2 separate regions of the Mus musculus genome follow, and region 2 is linked to region 1. Evidence: chromatin contacts called from ENCODE POLR2A ChIA-PET data. All regions are on one chromosome and are shown on one strand. The core of a region is the stretch at or near the end of the contact, and the rest is flanking DNA. Distances in the headings are between cores, read along the strand shown.

Region 1 (5,970 bases), core at 1,174-3,673:
GTAAAATGAAGTCACTGTTAAAAAGATACCCTCATCCTTATTCTCCTTTTACTGTAATCCTTACTTATAAATGAAGAAATGAGATGTCATAAGGTGTAACCGGCAGATCCAAAGGTCACACCTCAGGGCTCTGATCCCCAATTCTAAACAGTACCTATGACATTACACTTAGATGACGGATGACCCCAATCCCCCAAACCAAATATTTAGATGTCAACCCAGAAGTCCTATTATATTGTACCCATGTTTCCCCTTCATTTTCCTGTGGATTCAGCACAAACAACCCACACAACAGAATACAATCAGCCAAAATACAGTGCTTTACAGGGAACTGTCTGAGAGGGTCTGGTTCTGTCTTCCCTCGTTCCTTCCTCTCTCCATCCCCTCCCCAGGCTATGTCCCAGATAGGTTCAAGCAGTCCTCCTGGCTCATCCCTGGGTAGCTAGGGCTATAGGTGTATGATCCTATACCTGGTTTCCAAGGGCTTTCCTCTAAACATAGCGCCTTCTCCATCACTGCCAGCTTTAATCCTAAGACCTTCCATTCTTTGTTTTCTTACAAAGGAAGCTATATTGCTACTCTGTTGTTAGGACTAGTCAAATTATATATCCCGTCAATCTTCCTGCATTTTCTTTATAAAGCACACAAAGGATCAAAATATATCCAGAACTGTACCCAACACACACTTGGGAGTGTCAGCTATTCAGAAAGTTGAGATAAGAGACTAGATTTTTTTAGTCCATTTAGGCATATCTGATCAATACAGTGAGGTAACTCTTTCACACAGGCAGAGAGAGAGAGAGAGAGAGAGAGAGAGAGAGAGAGAGAGAGAGAAAGAGAGAGAGAGAGAGGAGTCAACCCCCCACATCCATGGGTTTCACATCCTCACATTCAGCCAAAAGCAGATATAAAAATAGAGAAGATAAATTTGCATCTGTACTGAATGCTTTTCTTGCCATTACTCCCTATACAATATAGTACAGGAGCTATTTACATAGCATTTACATCGATGTACATATCACAAATAATCTAGAGATTGTTTAAACTTTACAGAAAGATGTACAAGGGTCATATGCAAATAGTATACCTCATTACGCAGGGGACTTGAGCATCATGCATTGCGGGACTTGTGCAAGGTCCTGCAAACAATCTCCAGGGACAGTAAAAATGACAATACTGTCTGTACTATATAGCACTGCTCCCAATATTAGAGTGAATCCTAAGATCTACACAACTGGAAGGCTATAGATTAGAAATCTATAATCTTGTAATGAGCCAGTGACTCATCTGAGTGACTTGTTAGCCAAATTTCATTCCGGCTGAACCGTGAAGTTGGTGGGAGAGGCCAGGCATTCTATTGGAAAGAGGACACTTCAGTTGCCGGATGGTACCTCAGAGTCGTGATAGGGCAAAAATCCAGTTTGTGCAGGTGTTCCACGTCCCCTGAGAGAGAAAAGAGGCCAAATCAGTCAGAGCGGTCCACACTTGCAACATCCTAAGACTCCAGATTATCTGTTTTACCCCGCCCCAACCTCAGCTCTTGCCTGCGACAACTTTAAAAAATGTTTCTGTTGCACTCAAAGACATCCCCATTTCACTTCGCTATCGTAGACTAAATATGCGGCACTGCTGCCTACTTGCTTATAAATATGCGTAAATATTTTAAGCTAAACTTCCTCTACTGCTCTAATTCCTCCTAGCCTCATCTCTCAAGCCTTCATTGGCTCCTTCCATTTTTAAAACTTCTCATCTTCATATCACTGTGTTAGCCCGGTCCACATTCACAGCCTCTCAGAATCTTCGGGGGTGGGGGGGGGGAAGTCCCGTTCGTTCCCCAGATTTATCCTTTTATGCCAGTTAGCTCGCGTGCCACACAACGAAATCGCAACATCTTTTAAAAACCGCGAGGGGTTCTCTTCCCACTCTGACTCTTGGATTCGCGGAGACCTCATGACCCATACGAGAACAGAAGAATGGGGGGGGCGAGTTACAGTCAAGTGGAATTTTGACCGAAAAATCCCTAAGGACGTGCCGCAGTGGGCGTGAATCCCCGGCTCCGACCTGACTGACATCCCTCGGGGGCCGACGGGGCCACCTGTGACCAAGCAGGAAGTTCTGAACGGTTTGCGCGCCAAAAAGCCCAGCGCATGCGCACACAGCCACGGGCGGGGCGGGGGCGGAGTCCCGGCTGGCACAGGATCTCGCGTTGTCTGGGGAAAGAGGCACAGAGGTCTTTACGGTGGCGTTGTGGGAACCGCCCACCACCTCTCCTTTAAATCTTCTTTCTTTCTTCTTTTTTTTCTCTGTCTTTTCTCTGTCCTCTCAGCCTCAGTGTAGACAGTGAGCGAAAGAGCTCAAGGCCGGCAGCTCTGTGGAAGAGTTATGGCTGCCATGGTCGCGCAGCCGGTGCCTCAGAGTGAGAGTAGCAGAAGCCACACCGTCGATCGTCTTAAGATGCTAGGGTTTGCTTTGGCCTTCCCCCTTTTTTATGATGCTATGCAAACCAAAAAACAAAAAACAAAACAAAAAAAAAATCACCTTGGCGCACGGCGCCTGCGCAGTGCTTGTTTACCGCGGGCCGAGCGCAGGCCCCTTCCCTCCGCCCAGATCCTGCGCCTGCGCCTGCGCGGCTGACGTGGATTTCTCCGGGAAAACCGCGCCTCCTAGTCCCGGGACTAGGGAGCGAGCAGCCGAGTGTGCCGTGGGAATCTCGGAGCCCTGAAATGAGAACCACAACGCCCAGAGTCGGTGTCGCGGCAGGATCGTGAGCACAGATGACCCAGGTGCTGTGCACGCCACCGTCGCTGAAGTGAGCAGCGGAGCGTGAGAGCGAAGACCGGCGGCGCTGACGCCTCAAAGGATGGACTTTGTTTAGCAAAGATGCAAATAAGCCTGACCCTAAGGCCGCCGGAGTTCGAGCAATTCCTGACTGGGCTAAGACTGTTCTTGAAGGCGACTCAGAAAGGCGGCCATGCAAATTTTGAAACTAGAAAGAGCTGACACTAGAAGCAGTAGCCCTTTAAAGCAGAAGCCAGTTAGTTCATAAGAGTCTGAATGTCCCTTCAAAGTCCGCTCTAAATAGACTCAGACAGTGCTCATAAAATATTATCTGATAAGCATAGATTATTTTAGATATGGTTATCCATTTGCAAGTAGAGGCAAACTGATTTGTGAAGGAATTTCTATTGATAGATTCCAGTACGTTCAAAAAAAATTAATAACTGGCAACTTAGCTAAGCCTGAGCATTTTTCTAGTTTTCAAAACAATGGAATTTATTTGGCAATTTTATTAGACCCTATTTTTTGACCGGTGAGATTGAAGTCTTTAGATTTGTAACATTTTTCTACCAGAAAAAGTGAGATTTTAACCAGTAAGAAGGGGGAAATGTATGTATGTGAACAGAAGAGGTCAGAACTTGAAGACTTGTCATGCTTCCAACATTTGTCTCAAGAGAAGCTATCATCTCACCTCGGATTTTTTTTTTTATGTTCAATATAATAGTAAAATTTAGCATACTTTGAACATTTTTTTTCCTATACAATCTGGGTATGGTGGTACATTGAAGAAGAAAAAAAATGGGGTTTGTAGATCAGTTGGTAGGCTCCTTGCCTAAAAGCCACGGATTTATGCAGAACTGAGTAAAATGGGACTTGGTGGTAGACCTATAGAGGCAGGATCAGAAGTTCAGGGCAATCCCCACGTATGGAGTCATAAACCAGCCTGGGCTACATGAAACGCTGTTTTAAACAAAGAAACAGGTTCTCTATTATAGATAAGAACAATAGCTTACTTGAGGTAGAATGATAACCAGTTTTCCACACCTATATTGACCTGACATTTCCTTCATAAGAGAGAAAATACAGAGAGGGTGAATGAATTTCTTGTTCATATTTATGACTAGACTAACTCAAAAAGGGCTTCCTTTGTTAAGACTGACATCTGTCCTCAAAGAAGCTATCACTGCAGATTGTAGCGGTTGGTTGTTTTTTGAGAGAGGGTCTTGCTATGTAATGGAGAATGGCTTCAAATTTGGAATCCTCTTGTCTCATTCTCCCAAGTGCGGGGACTACAGAGGTACGCCACCTTAGCCACCCTAAAGGATTGCATTGAACAGTATAATCTGGCTCTAATGGAAAGTCTGTATGGGAGTTAGATGAAGAGTCCATCGGGGCTGCAGAGATGGCTCAGCGATGAAAAGCAGTCGCTGCTCTTGAAGACAACTGGAGTCCAATTCCTACTGCCCACATGGCAGCTCATAAACTCTGAGAACTCCAACTCCAGGGGATCCAGTACCCTTTCCTGCCCAGCGTGGGAACCACACGTGATGCATGTAAATGCACACAGCAAACAATTTTTTTGTCTTTTTTTTTTTTTTCTTCAAGAGATAAAAGTCTGACCTTCATCTTCAAAGCTAGTTTCTGGGAGGCTTAGGAGTTTCAGGTGTTCAAAGCCAGCCTAAGGAGTGCAGGAAAACATTGTCTCAAACAACCTGGCAATGGATAACAACAGAAAACACAAAAAGACAATTAAAAGGTTGCTGGGCTGTCACGACTACTCAGTGAGTATATGCATTTGCCACCAAGTGCAGATGACCTGAATTTGATCCCCTGGATGAACACAGTGGAAGGGGATAACCTACTCTTAAAGATTGTCCTCTGGCCTCTACATGTGGGCTGTAGTGTCTTTACACTCAAACACTAAATGTAAGACATTTGGATTTAAAAGAAAGTGAAGCCTTGAGTTTCTAACTTGCCTACATGTGATAAAAATTAGTGTAGGCCTGGTAAGTGATCAAACAAAATGTCTTTCTTCATTGAAAAGGAATCCTTTGGTGAAGAATCAAACCAGAGTAATGGTCACCCACTTAGTCTCCCGTGTAACTCAGAAAATATACCTAGCAAAGATTTTACAGTCAGTAACTGAAAAAACTGACAGTGTCATTTCTGCAGCCAACTTTTTAGGCAGATTTGCCTGTGATTGCCATGACCTCATAAAGTACTAAAAAGTCTGCTGTCATTTGTGTCTATGTATTGACAAAATACACACAAGTTCTTGGTATTTCTGGTGGGGGCAGGGTGGGCAACTTTTTTTTCTTTTTAAAATCCTTGCTGTCACTTTGAGTTCTATGCTTTCGGACATACAAGGCCCTTGTTATGCTTTAAGAAGGAATGACGTGAGCTGGTGGTGACACATGCACCTTTAATCTCAGCACTCCAGAGGCAGAGGCAGGAAGAGCTAGCTCAGTGAGTATGAAACCAGCCTGGTCTACATATGCATAGCTAAGACTACATAGACCCTTGTAAATAAATAAATAAATAAATAAATAAATAAATAAATAAATAAAAGAAGAAGAAGTAGTAATGATGGACAGAGCCTTCTGAAACCAGCCTGGTCTACATATGCATAGCTAAGACTACATAGACCCTTGTCTATAAATAAATAAATAAATAAATAAATAAATAAATAAATAAATAAATAAATAAAAGAAGAAGAAGTAGTAATGATGGACAGAGCCTTCCGCAAAAGAAGCAGCAGCAGGAAGAAGGGTAGGTTTGGGTTGTTACTATTTAGGAAGAGTCCACTGAACTCTGTCCCTGCCTCCCTTTGCCCTTTGTTTGCATGGTTGGCTTCATAAATGTACACCTCTGATAAGAAAAGAACCCTTCTGTTATCTTACTGTGTTAAAAATCTTTTGTCATTATCCCAAGGCAATTGCCACGCCCCCCTAAACGTGTTCTCCATATGAAATGTTCCAAACAGAAGGAAAGAGACATCCGGGCAGGGTAACATATGCCTATAATCCTAGCACTCAAGAGGCTGAGACAGGAGCCAGCCTGTGCTACTTAATCTTTAACATCTGTAAAGGTAAGGAGTGTGAGTAGCTTACAGCATTCCTCTTGAAGTCACTCTCGTAAGGACAGTTGCTTCCCACTATGACTTCGCAGACACCCCTTTGTATTTTATTGCCC
Region 2 (5,970 bases), core at 1,523-4,022, 84 kb after region 1:
TTCTTTACTGGCTTGCTTCCACTGGCTTGCTCAGTCCCACACGGCAAGCAGGTGAAGGGGAGAAAGCGAGACTCCCTTCTTCCAATGTCCTTGTATGGTCTCCAGCAGAAGGTGTAACCCAGATTGAAGGTGTGTTCCAGATGACCTTGAACTCAGAGATCTCCCTGTCTTAATCTTCTGGAATCCATAGCCACTATGCCTCAAGATCTCCATACCAAGATCCAGATCAGAATCTTCTATCTCCCAGCCTCCAGATTAGGGTCACTGGTGAGCCTTCCAATTCTGGATTGTAGTTCATTTCAAATATAGTCAAGTTGACAACCAGGAATAGCCACTACATTACCCCACCAAAAATCCCCCTCCCTATGTTCCCAACTTATATAAGGAAGACACTGATGCCATAAAGTTGGTTCCTGCTTTGATAAGGCTCCTGGCTTGGTGTGTTTCTTTTGGACCGTGGGGCACTCGCCATCCAGCTCAGCCCCGGAGAGAGACCCCGGCAGGAGTGAGGCCCCTCTCCTCTCACCTGGACCTGCTGGCAAGGAGCCAGCTGGTGCTTATCATAGAAAACCCAGTCCCTCTTCTTCCTCTGTGTTTTGTTCTGTTTTCCTAAGGTAGGAACAGTTTGCCACACACCTCTGGCCTGATGTGCCCAAAGTAATGGGGCTAACAACAGGTCATGAGCCAGAACCTCAATGCTATGAGGAAAATAAACCCTTTTCTTCACCCCTGACGCCCTTTACACACACACACACACACACACACACACACACACACACACACACACACACACACATGGACCAGGGACCTGCACAGGAATGGCACCTACCAACAGTGTGCTGGGCCTGTCTATATATGTGTGTGTGTGTGTGTGTGTGTGTGTGTGTGTGTGTGTACATGCACGTGGGAGTAAGAGAATGGCTTTGAGTGTTGTTCCTCATGTGCTGGCTGCCCTTTTGTGGTTGGAGTAGATAGAGCTTGTGATGTAAGCTAGGCTGCTCGACCAGCAACACCACACTTGGCAGTTTTAAATGTAGGTCCTGAGGATTAGACTCAGGCCCCTGTGCTTCCAGGTTTTGCTCTCCAGTTCGGGCTGACCTTGAACTTTGAGCAAACTATGATGCTTCCTTCCAGGTGCTGGGATGACAGGCCTGTGCCACCATGCCCAGCCGTTCTGCCTCTTATCTCAAGAGTACAAGTAGACGCTGGGGCCATTCTGCTCGGTTATGTCTATTCTGTAGGAGCTATAACCAGAACACTTGGACGTGGACTAAATTCTGACTGATCAAGGTCAAGAGCAGCAGGGTGTGCTGCAGGTGGCACTGCTCTGGTAAAGACAGGTTATCCATACGAAAGTGAGGGGCTTAATTGTGTTCTACAATGATAGAGCTGTTGAAACTTTCCAAATGGGGCAGAGCAAGAGGCAAGTTCAATGCCAGTCTGATCTACTTAATGAGTTCTAGGCTAGCCAGAACTCCATAGTGAGACCGCACTGAACAGATGCAAGAGACTCCAAATGAATAAGGGGGACTTTTGTTTCGTTTTGGGAACAGGGTCTCACGTAGCCCAGGCTGGATTCCAACTAGCTATGAATCCGAAGCTGACCTTGAATGTCTAACCCTCAAGCTTTTACTTCCTGGTGCTGGAATTACAGGGGTGGGCCACAGTGATGGGTTTCTGGGTGCCAGTGTTAGAATCCAGGGCCTCCGCGTGCTAGTCTACTGCACCTCCAGCTGGAGACATGAATCATTTAGGTGAAAACCAGTTTGGCCTTTGACGATGGTGTCAGGGGTCCTTTGGTGAGACTGGGTTTCCCAACTAAGCTTCAGCTTCTCCCCTCCCCCCACCCCCACCCTAACTGCTTCAGGGATAGCTATGGGGTGCATCGCCATCTGGTCTGGGTAAAGGCACAGAAAGAAGCTACATTCATTTCCCCGCCTGCACGCTCTGTAATAGATAACTGTTTTTCAGACCCTGCTGGGGAACCTGTAGCTAGAATCCACTCATTTAACCATGATGCAAGCTACAGTCCTCGCTTCATATGAAAACCCCGGAAGCCATCATCTCCCCGCTGCCATGGAAAGTGTATAATTAGCTCGGTGTGCAGCTTGACCCCAGTGATTTTTCTGACGCACTTGGCCCCGCAGTGTGCCCTTTTTGAGACCTCCTGTGTCTTCTCCACAGCTGGAGATGCCCTAAACTGCACGCAGCACTTCCTGTGGGCGTGGTCTTGAATTTTAGGCGCTCCTTGGTGCTGGCTGCCCTCCCTTAATGGGTCACATGCTTCAGCTACTTACATCCCCACAAAGCTCTTTGAAAAGGACCATGAGTGGCTGTATCGATCATAATTAAGTTTTCCGGTCCCTCCTATTTCTTTTTAAAAATGATTTTCTGATGGAGTCCTCTCAAAGAAACACTATAATTGGGCAGCCTGGGGCATGTGGGAAAGCCTCCCCCGATGGCGTCAGTAGCTATTCTCAGGAGAGGAAAGGCAGGGTATCCCCACTGGGAGATGACAGCACTTGTTTCAAGTTGGGGAAGAGCCTGTGGTTCTCTTCCTGCGTTTGGAGGGGAAAGCGAACACACAATATTCATTTCCTAAATACGGGACGTGCTTTGCCAGCGTCTCTTTTTCCAACATGTCATATCCTGGCCGAAGGCAGCAGGGGTCAGGGCAGGAAACAGCAGCTTCTCAGAATGAGACAAGGCTTTCCCAGAGCCGTCATTGGCTCCTGGGAGCTATAAAGTATGCTCGTCCAGAAACAGTCTCCCACTTTTCTTCCTGGAGGCCAGAGTGAAGGGTAAGTGGGGAGTCCGAGGGATGTGTCTGCAATGGGATTGGTGATATCGGGGTCAACTCTCGAGGCGTCATGTATTTGGAGTGACTTTTTCCCAACCTTCTTGTTACCTGAAAACTTCTTACTGGTCAGCTAGATCATGGAGGTCAACCAGGAGCTGTAGGACCTATGAGTCAGGAGACCAGTGTTCTTCTGGGGGCACTGAGAAACATCAGCTGTTGGTAGCCGGTCTCTAAAGGCCTTCATCTTAACCGAGGACAATGAGTTCTGGCTGTGCATGCCGATGCAAGCCTGGAATTCTAGAACTCAGGAGGTGGAGGCCGGAGAATCGGGGGTTTGAGGTCAACTTGGACTATGTAACAGCCTGTCTTTAAAAACAACAAAAACAAATGGAGAAAGATAAAAAATTAAATAACTTCTGCCCTGCTCGTTCAGGTCCGACATGCTCTTTCAGTGACTTATTTGGTGCCTTTAAGAAGTTCTGACTGGTGGAGAGTACAGTGTGTATGAAAATGGGGCTCCCTCATTACCAGGACAGATGGCCTTTTACAGATGAACCTGGTACATTCAGCTTTCTCCCTTAGTCACCTTTTATTGGCTTCAGTCCATCTGGACCCAAGGAAGCCTCCAGTGAGCTGCTAGCTAGCACCTTTTCTTTTTTACCTTGAGACAAATTCTTGTTATGTAGCCTTGGATGGCCTAGAACTCAGTATTTAGACCAGGTTGGCCTTGAACTCTCAATGATCCTGCCTCTGCCTCCCAAGTGCTAGGATTAGAGAGAGGGACAGGGACATTGAGAGAAGGAGAGAGAGAGAGAGAGAGAGAGAGAGAGAGAGAGAGAGAGAGAATATAATGATATAATGAGAATGGGGGGGGCAAGTACCTTGAGTCCCTAGGACACAAGTCTCCACATAATGAAAAGTTTTTGTTACGTTACATGCACGGTTTGCTACTTTTAAGGTGTTCTCTTCTTTTTATTGGTCCTTGTTTGTCAGGAGTTGGGGAATAGAATAGGGTGTCACACCAGACAATGGCTCTACCCCTGAGCTGCATCCTCAGCCCAAGTGTCATTTTGAAAACAGAGCAAAGTCTCTGTTTTCAGAGCATTTACCTGGAGCAGCTTTCTAATAGTCTCCACCTTCCCGTTTAAACCTTTATTTAAATCTGTGGATGGTGTCCATAGATTTTGTTCCCTGGAAGGAAAGCAGAAGACAGCATAATCTCTGTTGGAACGCACAGTTAACGGGTTCTGGGAACTTGTGTGACTTGTCCCAGGCTCCAGAGCCTTTGGAAACTTGACCCATAACCCAGTAGTAACCTACCTCCCTGTTCCCAGTCCTGAGTGGTTTATTTATTCGTGTATTCATTTCGGCAGCCTTGTGGATTGAGTCTGAGGGTTGAACGCTAGGTAAGTGATCTACCATTAAGGCAACACGCCCAGCATAAAGTCTATTAATTATTTGAGGACTCTCTAGAGAGTGCACCGGGCAGCTCTAGCCTAGGGCAGCAACGGGTGCGGAAACTCGGGCTAACTGTGCGTCTATGTCCCTCACAGGGCATGGAGAAGCGGGCGGCCTGGGAGCCGCAGGGCGCCGATGCGCTGCGGCGCTTCCAAGGATTGCTGCTGGACCGCCGTGGCCGGCTGCACAGCCAAGTGCTGCGCCTGCGCGAAGTGGCCCGGAGGCTGGAGCGGCTACGCAGGCGCTCCCTGGCGGCCAACGTGGCGGGCAGCTCTCTGAGCGCCGCTGGTGCCCTGGCAGCCATCGTGGGGTTGTCACTCAGCCCGGTCACCCTGGGAGCCTCGCTCGTGGCGTCGGCCGTGGGCTTAGGGGTGGCCACCGCCGGAGGGGCAGTCACCATCACGTCCGACCTCTCTCTGATCTTCTGCAATTCCCGGGAGGTGCGGAGGGTGCAGGAGATCGCCGCCACCTGCCAGGACCAGATGCGCGAGCTTCTGAGCTGCCTGGAGTTCTTCTGTCAGTGGCAGGGACGCAGGGACCGCCAGCTGCTGCAGAGCGGGAGGGACGCCTCCATGGCCCTTTACAACTCTGTCTACTTCATCGTCTTCTTCGGCTCACGTGGCTTCCTCATCCCCAGACGTGCCGAGGGGGCCACCAAAGTGAGCCAGGCCGTCCTGAAGGCCAAGATTCAGAAACTGTCAGAGAGCCTGGAGTCGTGCACTGGCGCCCTGGATGAACTTAGTGAGCAGCTGGAGTCCCGGGTCCAGCTCTGCACCAAGGCCGGCCGTGGCCACAACCTCAGGATCTCCACTGATCTGGACGCAGCGTTGTTTTTCTAAGAGCATCCTCTACCTATATGGAATGTTCTAGAGTCGTAGCATCCACAGGGAAGTGCTACATGGGTGGAGTGCAAAGGATGATAGGAACTCTTCTTGCAGGGCTTCCGTCAGTCCTTAGCTCCTTGTGTGTGTGAAGGACTTTTCGCTTGTGTAATCCCAACTGAGTATGTGATCCTTTTTGTCTTTGTAGGGATTGTAGACCCAACCTGGGCCGCGGAGCTGACTTGCTCTGCTCTTCCCACCCCAGTTTATCCACTCATAGACCAAATCTGACTATTGCATACTTTCCCAGCATGGCTTCAAATTCACACCTCTAGGTACCCTGAGAGGGAAAGCCACCCGAAGAGTCACTTTAATCCCAACATACTCACCCGCCTTCACTTCTGTAAAGAAGCTGGGGGAGGGGTGAGATGCAGTCCCTGACAATTTTAAATAACTGACCACAAAGAGGAGAGCAACGGCCTTTGAGTTAAACAGTCTTGGACTGATCACAGGCTCTGTCCCCCACCGGTCGTGTGACTTAGCCACCTTCTCTTGCTGAGACTTGGCTTGTTCAGTGACACAGATGGTGGTAAGAACACACCCTGTTGTGAAGCCCTGAGATAAGAAAGGACCTTCAGAGTCACTCTCAGAAAGTCCAGGAAAGACTGGCCCAGCAGCCCAAGAAAGACTATGCTGTGTGCTTGTAAAGCCAGTTACTCTGTCCCCTGTAAACTAGAAGACAGAGCAGCACAGACCCTTTAGAGGGCAGTGTTGCCCATTCCATGTAGAGACTGGTACAGAGGTAATGTGAAGTTACCAGCAAAAACAAACAAAATCAAAAACAAAAAATAAAAACAAAACAAACAAACAAAAAAAACCCCAAACCTCTTT

What was found. ChIA-PET counts read pairs that join two places held with the same protein, here RNA polymerase II (POLR2A).
Region 2: POLR2A ChIA-PET joins it to region 1 with 10 read pairs in Patski. The contact joins the promoter of Apold1 here to the promoter of Gpr19 in region 1. POLR2A ChIA-PET finds 5 or more read pairs at or near these places in 4 of 5 experiments (Patski and embryonic stem cell).

Annotation. Positions count from the first base shown.
Region 1 is chr6:134,895,771-134,901,740 of GRCm38, forward strand. Gpr19 (G protein-coupled receptor 19) reads right to left here and starts at 2,424. Exons shown (of 4, transcript NM_001362050.1): 1 at 2,062-2,424; 2 at 1,392-1,443. 2810454H06Rik (RIKEN cDNA 2810454H06 gene) reads left to right here and starts at 2,191. Exons shown (of 1, transcript NR_029441.1): 1 at 2,191-5,015. RefSeq lists a cis regulatory region at 1,836-2,371.
Region 2 is chr6:134,979,229-134,985,198 of GRCm38, forward strand. Apold1 (apolipoprotein L domain containing 1) reads left to right here and starts at 2,773. Exons shown (of 2, transcript NM_001109914.1): 1 at 2,773-2,801; 2 at 4,354-5,970. The coding sequence starts at 4,357. The coding sequence ends at 5,097. It overlaps Gm36428 (a long non-coding RNA gene), which reads right to left and starts at 4,417. Exons shown (of 3, transcript XR_003956531.1): 1 at 3,910-4,417; 2 at 2,909-3,166; 3 at 2,670-2,827.